Linked DNA regions of Mus musculus: region 1 is linked to region 2. A link is a contact called in ENCODE Hi-C or POLR2A ChIA-PET data. All regions are on one chromosome and are shown on one strand. The core of a region is the stretch at or near the end of the contact, and the rest is flanking DNA. Distances in the headings are between cores, read along the strand shown. Region 1 holds the start of Gtf2e1 (general transcription factor II E, polypeptide 1 (alpha subunit)). Region 2 overlaps Fstl1 (follistatin-like 1).

The links. A loop is a pair of places that touch in the nucleus more often than their neighbours do. ChIA-PET counts read pairs that join two places held with the same protein, here RNA polymerase II (POLR2A).
Region 1: a map of heart shows a loop between it and region 2 (2.2-fold over the local background). The contact joins the promoter of Gtf2e1 here to the enhancer-like site in region 2. A Hi-C loop is called at or near these places in 2 of 37 maps with a recorded cell type or tissue (both heart). POLR2A ChIA-PET finds 5 or more read pairs at or near these places in 1 of 5 experiments (embryonic stem cell).

The regions. Positions count from the first base shown.
Region 1 is chr16:37,537,273-37,542,036 of GRCm38, reverse strand. Gtf2e1 (general transcription factor II E, polypeptide 1 (alpha subunit)) reads left to right here and starts at 2,248. Exons shown (of 5, transcript NM_028812.4): 1 at 2,248-2,384. Rabl3 (RAB, member RAS oncogene family-like 3) reads right to left here and starts at 2,143. Exons shown (of 8, transcript NM_001042499.1): 1 at 2,077-2,143; 2 at 99-190. The coding sequence starts at 2,122.
Region 2 is chr16:37,808,294-37,813,659 of GRCm38, reverse strand. All of the region lies in intron 2 of Fstl1 (follistatin-like 1), which reads right to left. Among named protein-coding and RNA genes, the nearest start is that of Fstl1, 34 kb to the right of the region's middle. Within about 2 kb of position 3,827, at least 2 of the 3 ENCODE cell types and tissues checked have a DNase peak (open chromatin) inside an H3K27ac peak, as active enhancers do; they include heart, where a contact is called at or near this core.

The DNA.
Region 1 (4,764 bases), core at 999-3,498, 270 kb after region 2:
TATTAGTGTTAATTTTAATTAAGTCCTATAAATTAATCACGGGATCTGAAGGACTTATGCTTAGTATGACTAAGGAAAAACTAAACAAGAACACGCACTCTGATATCCACCGAGCAGCCCACAGTCCATGACGGATTTCCTAACACTTGATTGTGGCACAGAAGATGGACGAGTGAAGATTTCCCAACACCTGTAAAGATACAAGGTCTCTTTAGTCAGCTGAACATGGAACCCTAAATGGGACATTTATACCACCTCTTCCAAGCCAGGGAACATCTAACAAATTGTTTGAATACCTCCCGTGACAGGATCCATGATGCCATGCTACCATACTCAAAGGACTTTGGTGCCTACATGTAGGTCTGAAAAAAGCAGCTAACCACATGGTCCCAGACTTATCCTCTGAATGACGATGATGGTAATTCCACTTGCTTTCCTTCATCATGCCTATTAATTTTGAAGCAATGCTTCACCCCCTTTTAGATCTATTGGGCTCAGGCAATCTTTTCATTAACACTAAAGGGCACCTCTTCAAGAGCTAGGTGGAGAGGAAAGAGATGAGTCTTCTATTTTCATGGCTATGAGTCTTTTATTTGCGGGTGTGGAGTCACTCATTCATTTACCTGGCTGTTGTTAATTGTATCAAACACTTGGGAAATCTCTTTGTTGTGCAATGTTATATATAGACCTATCATTAATATTTACTTTTTATTATAAAAACTCTATTACCAAAAACTGAGAAAGTATAAAAAAAAAAAAACCAAACAACAACATCACCTTAGAGCACTATTGCCAGCCATATGACTTTCTCTATTATACCATGTTGTTATTGTGATCATATACAAAGTGTACTTAAAAACAAACAAAAGAACCGCATGGGGCTCAGTGCTTGCCCTACAAGCATGAGAACCCGAGTTGTGTTCACAGAACTGACACACAGCAGCCAGGCAAAGAGGCACACGTCTCTAATGTCAGTGCTGGGGAGGCAGAGAGAGGCAATCCCTGATGTTTGTTGGCCTGACAGCCTTAGCCTAGGGGCTCCAGGCCAAGGGGAGAGCTTGTCTTAAAGAAGGTCGGCGGCTGTAGTGGCTATTCTTGGTTGTCAGCTGGACTATATCTGGAATGAACTACAATCCAGAATTGGAGGGCTCACTGTGATCCTGATCTCGTGGCTGGGAGATTCAAGTTTCTGACCTGGATCTTGAGGCATAGTGGCTATGAATCCCAGGAGACTAAGACAAGGAGATCTCTGAGTTCAAGGTCATCTGGGACAAAGCAAGTCCCAGCACCAGGCAGGGAGGCCTACACCTTTAATCTGGGCTACACCTTCTGCTGGAGACCTACTTAAGGACATTGGAAGGAGGAAGATTCTTCTTCGTTTGCTTGCCTTGTGGGACTGAGCAACTGCTAGATCCTTGGACTTCCATTCACAGCTGCTGCTGACCATTGTTGGGGAGTTGGGCTACAGACCGTAGGTCATCAACAAATTCCCTTACTATAAGAAACTACCCATAAGTTCTGTGACTCTAGAGGACCCTGACTAATACAGTGGCAGAGGCAGGTGTATCTCTTCATTTTAGGCCTGCCTTGTTTATATAGTGAGTTTTAGACTAGCCTGATATACATAGCTAGTTCTACGTTAGTCAGGACTACTTAGTGAGACCATGTCTTACCCCACACCCACTCCCCAGCAACAAAGCTTGCAGTGGAAGAACTGGAATGTTTTTTGTGGCTCCTGGTAGGAGCTCTCCCCTCTCTGGAACCAAAACTTCTAGGCCAGCAGAACCTAGGGTTGTGGGGACAGGAAGCAAAAATTTTCCTAGAGGGTCACTAGGAGTGATAGTGAGTGGAACTAGTCCCTTTTCCACCCATAGACTCCGCGCCCCCCACCTCCCGCCACGCCACCACGTCGACAAAAGGAGCAAAGTCCTCTGGGAAGTGTAGTTTTAAGGTCTTGAAAGGAATTTCAGCTGTCGACCTAAGCGCTAGGCAGCTGGGGGGGTAAACAGCGAAGAGAGAGCGGTGTCGGGAAGCTCGGGCGTGTTGGTAGTCCCAGACGTGGGTTAAGCGGCTCACCTGAGTCTCCCAACACCAGAACCTTCACCCGATCCAGGGACGCCATCTTGCCACGATTTCCTTGAGGTTGACGCCCGTTCCTGGATTCTCACCAATCAGCGCAGGGCTTGTGGGCAGGGCAAATCATCTCATTGGTCGGTCAGAGCGTGACTGATCGAAAGCTTCGGGGTGCGGATTAGCGGGCGGTTTCCAAACCGGTCGCAGGAATTAGGCGTTCGTCCTTGTCTCGCAAGTGGCGTGGGCTGGCTGAAGCCGGTAGTTGAGGTGCTGAGGGCGGCTGTAGTGGGAGTGTTCGAGCATCCACTTGGGTAAACCTCATTCTCCCGTCCTTGTTCCCGGTTTCTGACCTGGCGTGGCATTTCATGGTTTCTTCTATCCGTCCCCTTCCTTGTCTAGTCCCCTCTCCTCGGCCACCTCTTGCTTTGGTCCTCTTCTTAGTCTTCTAAAGAACCATTGCCCCGGAGCGGCCCATGTGCGACCTCGGGTAGGACGGGCTTGGCGGCGTCGAGTGTGGCCCGGGAAGCCCCTGGGCGCGTCTGAGGGACTGTGGGGTCTCGGGGTCTGGACATGTCTGAACACAGCTGGTGGAGGGCACCTCGGTCCGGAGCTGTCTCCGTCGTAGGACGAAGGAATGGAGAGTTCGTAAAATACAGTAACAGAAAACTGTAGAGGCTCTGTAGGATCCACGTTCTTCTAGAACTTGGGAAGTAGTATTTAAAAATAGTCTAACTAAAAGGGCTTCCTGCACCCACTTTGTGTTTTTTTTTTAAATCCCTTTTCATCCAGCATAGTTTTTTCAAAAATCACAAGTTTAATGTAGTAGCTCCTTGCTTAAAGCAATTACAAGTTAAATTTAAAAAGAAAAAAAAAAGATGGCTTATAGCGCTCATTATTGGGATGCAGGTGTGAAACAAGTGATTTGTGTGGAAGCTGGCAGGATGGATATGCTACAAGAACACGTGCCCAGAGGATGTATTGAAAGTTCAGGTATCTCAGTAGAATATGCTAGGCGCTAGCATTAATGAACAAGAGGCCTTCGAAGTAGAAACTGTACAAATTCTGAGGAAATGCGAGGGAGAGTGTTGGATGCCACTGTTGGGGATTTGAGAAGGCCAGGAAACATTACCCAAAGCCTAACTACAGTAGGAGAAAGGTTTGGGCTTAGCTTTGAGGACTGAGGGTGGATATGAGGATGACTTTGCTAAAAAAGCAGAGTGGTTTGAACTTTTGATTCTCCCAGTTCCACACCAGGGGCACAGTGGTCCTTAAAAGTTTTTACAACTAGAATCTAGGTCTGGACTGGGTAAGGTGACGTTGGGAGATGAGATGCCTGATTACTGTGAAGAGAAGAAGATAAATGAAGACCACTAGCTACCACACCAAGAAGCCTCCACAGACAGAGAAGTTACTTAAGTGTCACCTGCCATAGAGACTAGCTAATATAGGAACATGGTCTGACTTTGGCCATTTACTTCCAATCTGCAAGAGGAGTAGGCAGTTGGGATTTATAGGCACCCAAGATTTTTAAATGTCGACAACCAATTCATAAAGTTGTTGAAAACGTTCTGTATGGGCTGTCAGTTTTAGAACTTGATTTAAGGAGCTTTAAGAAGCCCAGAGATTGAATACTCTTGATTTATCTTAATTGGGGATGTGGGGAAGGAGCAAAGCCCTGTGTGAGAAAGGCTCTTTAATTATTTTATATGTGAAGAAATGAAGGCTGTGGATTTTCTGGGGCTAACACTAAGAAGCTGACCTGGGATTTCCAAGCTTCAAACTATTGGCTGGAAGAGTATTGATAACGTCCCTTTGTACTGATTTTCAGGACACCCAGAGGAGTATCAGACAGAGGAAACAGGCTGAACAGCAAGTACTAGTCCTCTCCATGCAGGATGTTCATTTGAAGGATACAAAATGGTCATGGCCATGGGACAGATTAGAGCAATGATCAGGGACTTGTTGCACATTAGAGTAATCTAAAGGCATTTTAAAAGTAGCTGCGTTCCTAATCTGGCCCTTCTATAGTAACTGAAACAGAACTCTTGGAAATGGGGCCCAGTGTTAGTAGACTTAAAAATGTTGCCTAGGTGATTGCTTTACAGTCAGGGTTGAGAACCAATGGTCTGGAGCATACAGTGTCTGAGGTGGGACAGAGGAGAGCAAAGCAATGGAAAGGAAGTCAGAAAACAATAGGCTGTGCTGGCGTCCATCTGTCCTTAGGCATTTTGCGTGTTTCTGAGGCCATTATGTCCTATTCTGTCAGCTGCTGAGCATGCAGAAAGCAAAATGTGGTTCTTAGTACACTGTGTAGGTGAAATTGGAAAAGCGACCAAAATGTATCTGGTACTGTGCTTGGGATTCTGAGGTGGCAGTGAACCCAGACCTATTTAAATATCTAGGGTGACAAAGGCTTTGGGGTTGCCAGGTTTAGACTAGTAAGTCCAGGTGTTGCCTTGTTTTCTCTGTGTATGTTCAGTACTACAGTGCTGTATCTACAGTGCTCTGCCTGGTGTTGTTTAAAGTATATGTTGTAACTAACTTTCTTTCTATTTTTCCTTTATTATAGATATGACCTTATAACATACTTGTGTACACTGATTATTTAGGATATATTGCAGATATTACAACATTTCTTACAGAATGAAGCATTACATCTGATAGGGTTGGCTACTTCAGAGTTCAAATTAA
Region 2 (5,366 bases), core at 2,578-5,077:
AAATATTCCTAATAAACACTATTATGTGGAATCTGAATTCAACCCAAGTCATTTGCACAGGTAGCTCACTGACGTTATGTTTGGAGGAGAACACCTTTTTCTTTCACCCTAACAACTAGTACTTGAAGAGTGCAATTAAAAACGTGAATGTTTTCACACACAGCATTTCACCTTACTGCATGGCTAACCTGAGAAGAGCATGCATATGATTATTAGCTCCATTTTACAAACGAGCAATTTGAGGCCCCAAAAGGTCAAATAATTTGCCTAAGTTCCCCAAACTAAAAAGAGAGAGAGAGAGAGAGAGAGAGAGAGAGAGAAACCTCTATTCAGCCCACGGGTAACTAAGAATCCATTTGTAAACACCTGGCTTCCCTCAAAGTGACCTACTATGGTTGGTGCTACTTAAGCGCTCTATATGTTCCTAATTCCAGAGTCATATTATCCCTCTTTTACAGGTAGGAAAGCTGACTTGAGAGGCCCAGTAACAAAAAGCGATAGAGTTGGATGTTCCTCCAACCAAAGGCAAATGATTCCTTTATGTTTGGTTGATTCTTACATCCGTATGCATTAAGGTTAGGGAAACTATAATGGGAATATGGATGTTACAATAGCAAGTGTAAGGCGTTTAGATCCCATATGCAGCACTCATACCCAGCCCCCTTCTTTATCTGCCACGAGTATTCTCTTGCAACCCCCTTCCTTGGGTGCAGACATAAAACATTGAAGGTTAGAATTGTCTTGAGAATTAACTGAGCCGCGCCATGTGCTGTGTAACAGGAAGCGACTGTCACTACAGGGGGTGATTTATTTTCAGTTTCCCCTGCGAAATGATGTCACTGTCACCTTGGACTGTCATGTCCCCATTCTTCCCTGTCTCATTGACAGTGGAAAGGTACGCCAGTGCCGAACTGACAGGATGCAAAATGCAAAGGGCCCAGCAACCCCTGGAGGGCCTTTCATACAGCAGAGATGGAGGAGGCTCTGGTTATATAAGCGGTCTCTTTGCAGGTGATATATCTGTCAATAGGTGGCAATCTCTCTCTTTGTCTCACACAGCCCTGAGCCGCATTGCAGAAGAGCCTTCCTGGCTGCTGCAGCCCCGCTCTGTCCTTTCAGTGAGAAATACAGGCGTGAGGGAGAGGAGGGTAGACCCGCCAGGGACACAGGCAGAAGGATCTGCCAGTGTGGGAAGGCTGTCTATTCTGTGGTGCTCAAAGCCATTCCGTCACCTCCTCACAGTGAGTATGCTTGATTACAGACGTCAAGGTCAAAAATGAAGGGCACTTCCTCTAGGGAAGCATTTCTTTGTGCCATTCAAAGCTGTCCATTAAACCCCAACATCTTTGAGAAGCCAAAGTATTGGAGCCATTCCTTAAGGCTGTTGGAAAGTTCCTTAGAGTCATAAGTGGGCTTCTGTGGAGTGGCTGGTTCTGGCCAGAAAGTCTAAGGTAGTAACCTAGTCAGGGGTTGCAAAGGCCTTAGGCCACGGGCTGACATACTGATGCTAACTCAGCACCCACAACAGTGCGCGCCTCTGCAGACATCTGTGCTCACCATTCCTGTTCAGGTGTTGGCATTTTCAGTTGCATGTAACAAATGAGGAGTATTTGGGACTCAGAAAAGCTCCGTGGAAGCACCAGCGACAGGCAAGTCACGAAAGGGACACAAGTTGACCTAGTCCCTGAGTCTCCACAGTCCCTTCTCAAGTAAAGCCAAGAGAGGGTGCTGCAGGCAGAGGGGCCAGCTGCACGGCCTGGCACAGGGATGGCGTGCAGCTCTTTCACTATTTACACTGTTTACACTGTCATCAGTCATAATGACTTTTGGGAAAGATAACCACATTGGCCTGTGCACAGTCTCCATACAAGGTCTCAGGCATGTCCATTCTTACAAATGTGTGAACAGACACATAGACCTGAATGTACTCACGATGGATGAAGTATTAATAGGGGCTATGTTCTTTTTGTTTTGTTTTGGTTTGGTTTGGTTTTGGTTTTTTGAGACAGGGTTTCTCTGTATAGCCCTGGCTGTCCTGGAACTCACTTTGTAGACCAGGCTGGCCTTGAACTCAGAAATCCGCCTGCCTCTGCCTCCCGAGTGCTGGGATTAAAAGGCATGTGCCACCATGCCCGGCTGCGGCTATGTTCTTGAAGCATGAATACCTAGATGTAGCTTTAAAAGCCAACAAAACACTTGTATGGTGGCCCGTGAGAGACTGAGGCATGAAGATATTGAGTTAGGCTGTTGTGGGCTACATAACAAGATTACTGTCTAAAACAACAACAACAACAAACAAACCCAAAACTACAAAACAAAGCAAAAATCCCCCAAGCATCAACAATTAAAATAAATAAATAAATAAATAAATAAATAAACAAGTAATAAATAAATAAATAAATAAATAGAAACTCAACAAGCTTTCTGCTGCTGTTTTAGTTAGGGTTACTATTGCTGTGATGTAACACCATGACCAAATGCAACTTGGAGAGGAAAGGGTTCATTTGACTTCCACTTCTACATCTCTGTTCATCATCAAAGGTCAGGCCAGGAACTCAAGCAGGGCAGGAACCTGAAGGCAGGAGCTGAGGCAGAGGTCATGGAGGAGTGCTGCTTATTGGCCTGTTCCTCATGGCTTGCTCAGCCTGCTTTCTTACAGAACCCAGAACCACCAGCCCAGGGATGGCACCACCCACAGTGGGCTGGGGCCTCCCCCATCAACCACTAATTAAGCAAATTTGCTGACAGCCTGATCTTCTGGAGACATTTTCTCAAATGAGGTTCCCTCCTCTCCAGCTTGTGTCAAGTCGACATAAACTAACATAGCCTCCAATAGAAAAGCATTAGGAACTTGTAGCTAGGATCTTCCACCTTTGACTTGTCTCCATGTTGTCTTCTGAATGCATATGACAAGCTAGACTTTGAAGAGTTAGTCTCATGGCTAATTTCACACTACAAATTCTTCTGGGCCAATGAATGCCTTTTACCAGTTGACAACTTTCAGCTCTTGCATGTTAACGATGCTGTGTGATTGCATAGCAATTTTTAAATCAATTAAACTTATTTTAAAAATTGATGTGTGTGTGTGTGTATGTGTGTGTGGTGTGTGCATCTGTATGAGGATAACCTGTGGGTGCCCAAGGATGCCAGAAGAGGGTACTGGGTCTCCTGGAGCTTGAGTTACAGGTGGTCATGAGCCAGCACATGTGGGTTCTGGGAACCGAACTCTGGTCCTCTGGAAGGACACCAAATGCTTTTAAGCACTGCTTGGCAATCTTGGTGGGCTATTTTTCTTGTTCTCTCTCTCTCTCTCTCTCTCTCTCTCTCTCTCTCTCTCTCTCTCTCTCTCTCAAAGGAGCTTGACATTAAGCCCTTCCAGATCTGAGATCCTAACATAATGATTGCCCCAAGATGACATTCATTGTACCCTGGCCCTAGCCTCCAGCTGTCAAATTCAGTCTAGTTCCAATAAACCATTCTATCTCTCTACAAACCAAGGAACAGATCATCTTCAGCCCAAGGTTTTACAGACAGGTAATTATTATTATTATTATTATTATTATTATTATTATTATTATTATTATTATTATTTTGCATGCAAATAAAAAAGAAAGTTATTTGGAAAAAAACCCAAAAAACCAGTAGAGGCGATCCTGTGCCCGAGTCTCTGGGTTGAACAGCCCAAAATATACATTGAAAGGTTTCTAAAAAGCCTGTTGAGGTAAAACTGTTTCTGCAAAACATGGGTTCTGGCAAGGACGGACGTTCTTAAGCAAAGCTGTTCATGTTGGCTTAGTGCAGCCTCACTGTTTTGCCAGTTGGAACTGGGTCAGCAGCATGGTCTCTGTTCTTGCCCCCATCCCACTCCATTCCTCCTCTCACTCTGTCCTGCTTATGCCAAGGTGGATATGCAGCCCCATTTGCCACAGCTCTGTAGTAGAGCAACTTTGTTGACACGAGAAAGGGTCTCCTTGCTTCGTCAGAATTAGCCACAGAAACTTCACGAGACTATCAGGACCTCTCAGATGCTCTCCCGGAGTACAAGTTCATAAAAAAGCTGGAGAGTTTAGAGGAGAAAACGAAACCTCTTCCAGCTGCTAAAATCTAGCTGGAGCATCTGTCACATGACCCCATGCAGTCTCTGCACTTCAGCTTTGAAATGGAATGTGCAAGCCATCAATGGACGGGAAAAAGAAGGGGGAGAGCCGCTCTACAGCAGTTGGCCTGATTTGCCTGGCAGTACACGAAGCATTTGTGCCAACCCCACACTTAAGAGTCCTTTGCCTGTGTGTGTTCCCAGCCAAGGCCTTACCTCAAGTTTAAGAGACCAGGGCCACGTGTGGATTTCGGGAGGCCTAAAGCTTGAATGTTTGGGGCGGGGCTCTATAAGAACTTGCAAAAGTGAATGCAAACTGGAGCCCAGGGTTCTGGCTGGGAATGGCAAGCAAAAGCAAGGAAACAGATGCTTAATTACCATCCAGGTCGCTCCCACTTGCCATTTGCTTCATTGTTTCCGTCTTAAACAGAGCTTTCTAACAATGGCTTTGGGCCTTTTGTCAGCCTGTCCGTTAGAGCCCTGCAGAATAGCCTGCACACATATGGCTTATCTCAAGCAAGTGGCTTGCATACTTTGGCTTCCCACAGACCCACTCTTAGAGAACAGTTTTCACATTAAATGCCATTTGGGAATTCAAAGTTTCAGTTATACAAGATGAGAAGTTTCTGCAGACTATGTATGGTATTTTGTGAACTAAACTGTAATGGATGGTTTTAATTTGAAAAAAAAAAAAAAAGAGGGAACCTTAAATCTTCTCAGGGCAGGCACACAATAGTATCTATTACTTAGAGGGAACAGAAATGTTAGTCCATTTGGTTGTATATGAATTAAAAAAAACAAACAAGAATTTTCTGTGTACTTTTGTTTTTTGATTTTTGTCTCAAATACATATTTTTTTTGTATACCAGTCAAAGCTTAGACTACCTGATGAAACTTCCTAGCCCAGAACATTTATCTATTCGAAATTAGCCTAGTAGATCCGTACAAGAGATTCATTCTCCATTCTTTCAGCCTAAGGTTTGTACACTTTAGTAGCCAATGTAGGGCATATAAATAGTTCTCCAGGCTTCTTCAAATAAGGAAAGGAAGTGACTTCAATGTATTTAAGCTTAGATCTGATAAATGCCATATTGACTAAAGAATGATGACAGCACATGCCTGCAATCCCAGCACTTGGGAGGAAGAGGCAGGCAGATCAATGTGAGTTCTAGGCCAGCCAGGGCTGCACAGAGAGTTCTGCCAGCCAGGGCTATATCATGAGGATCTAGCTGTCTATGGTGGTGAGCACACCTGTACCTCCAGCTCTGAA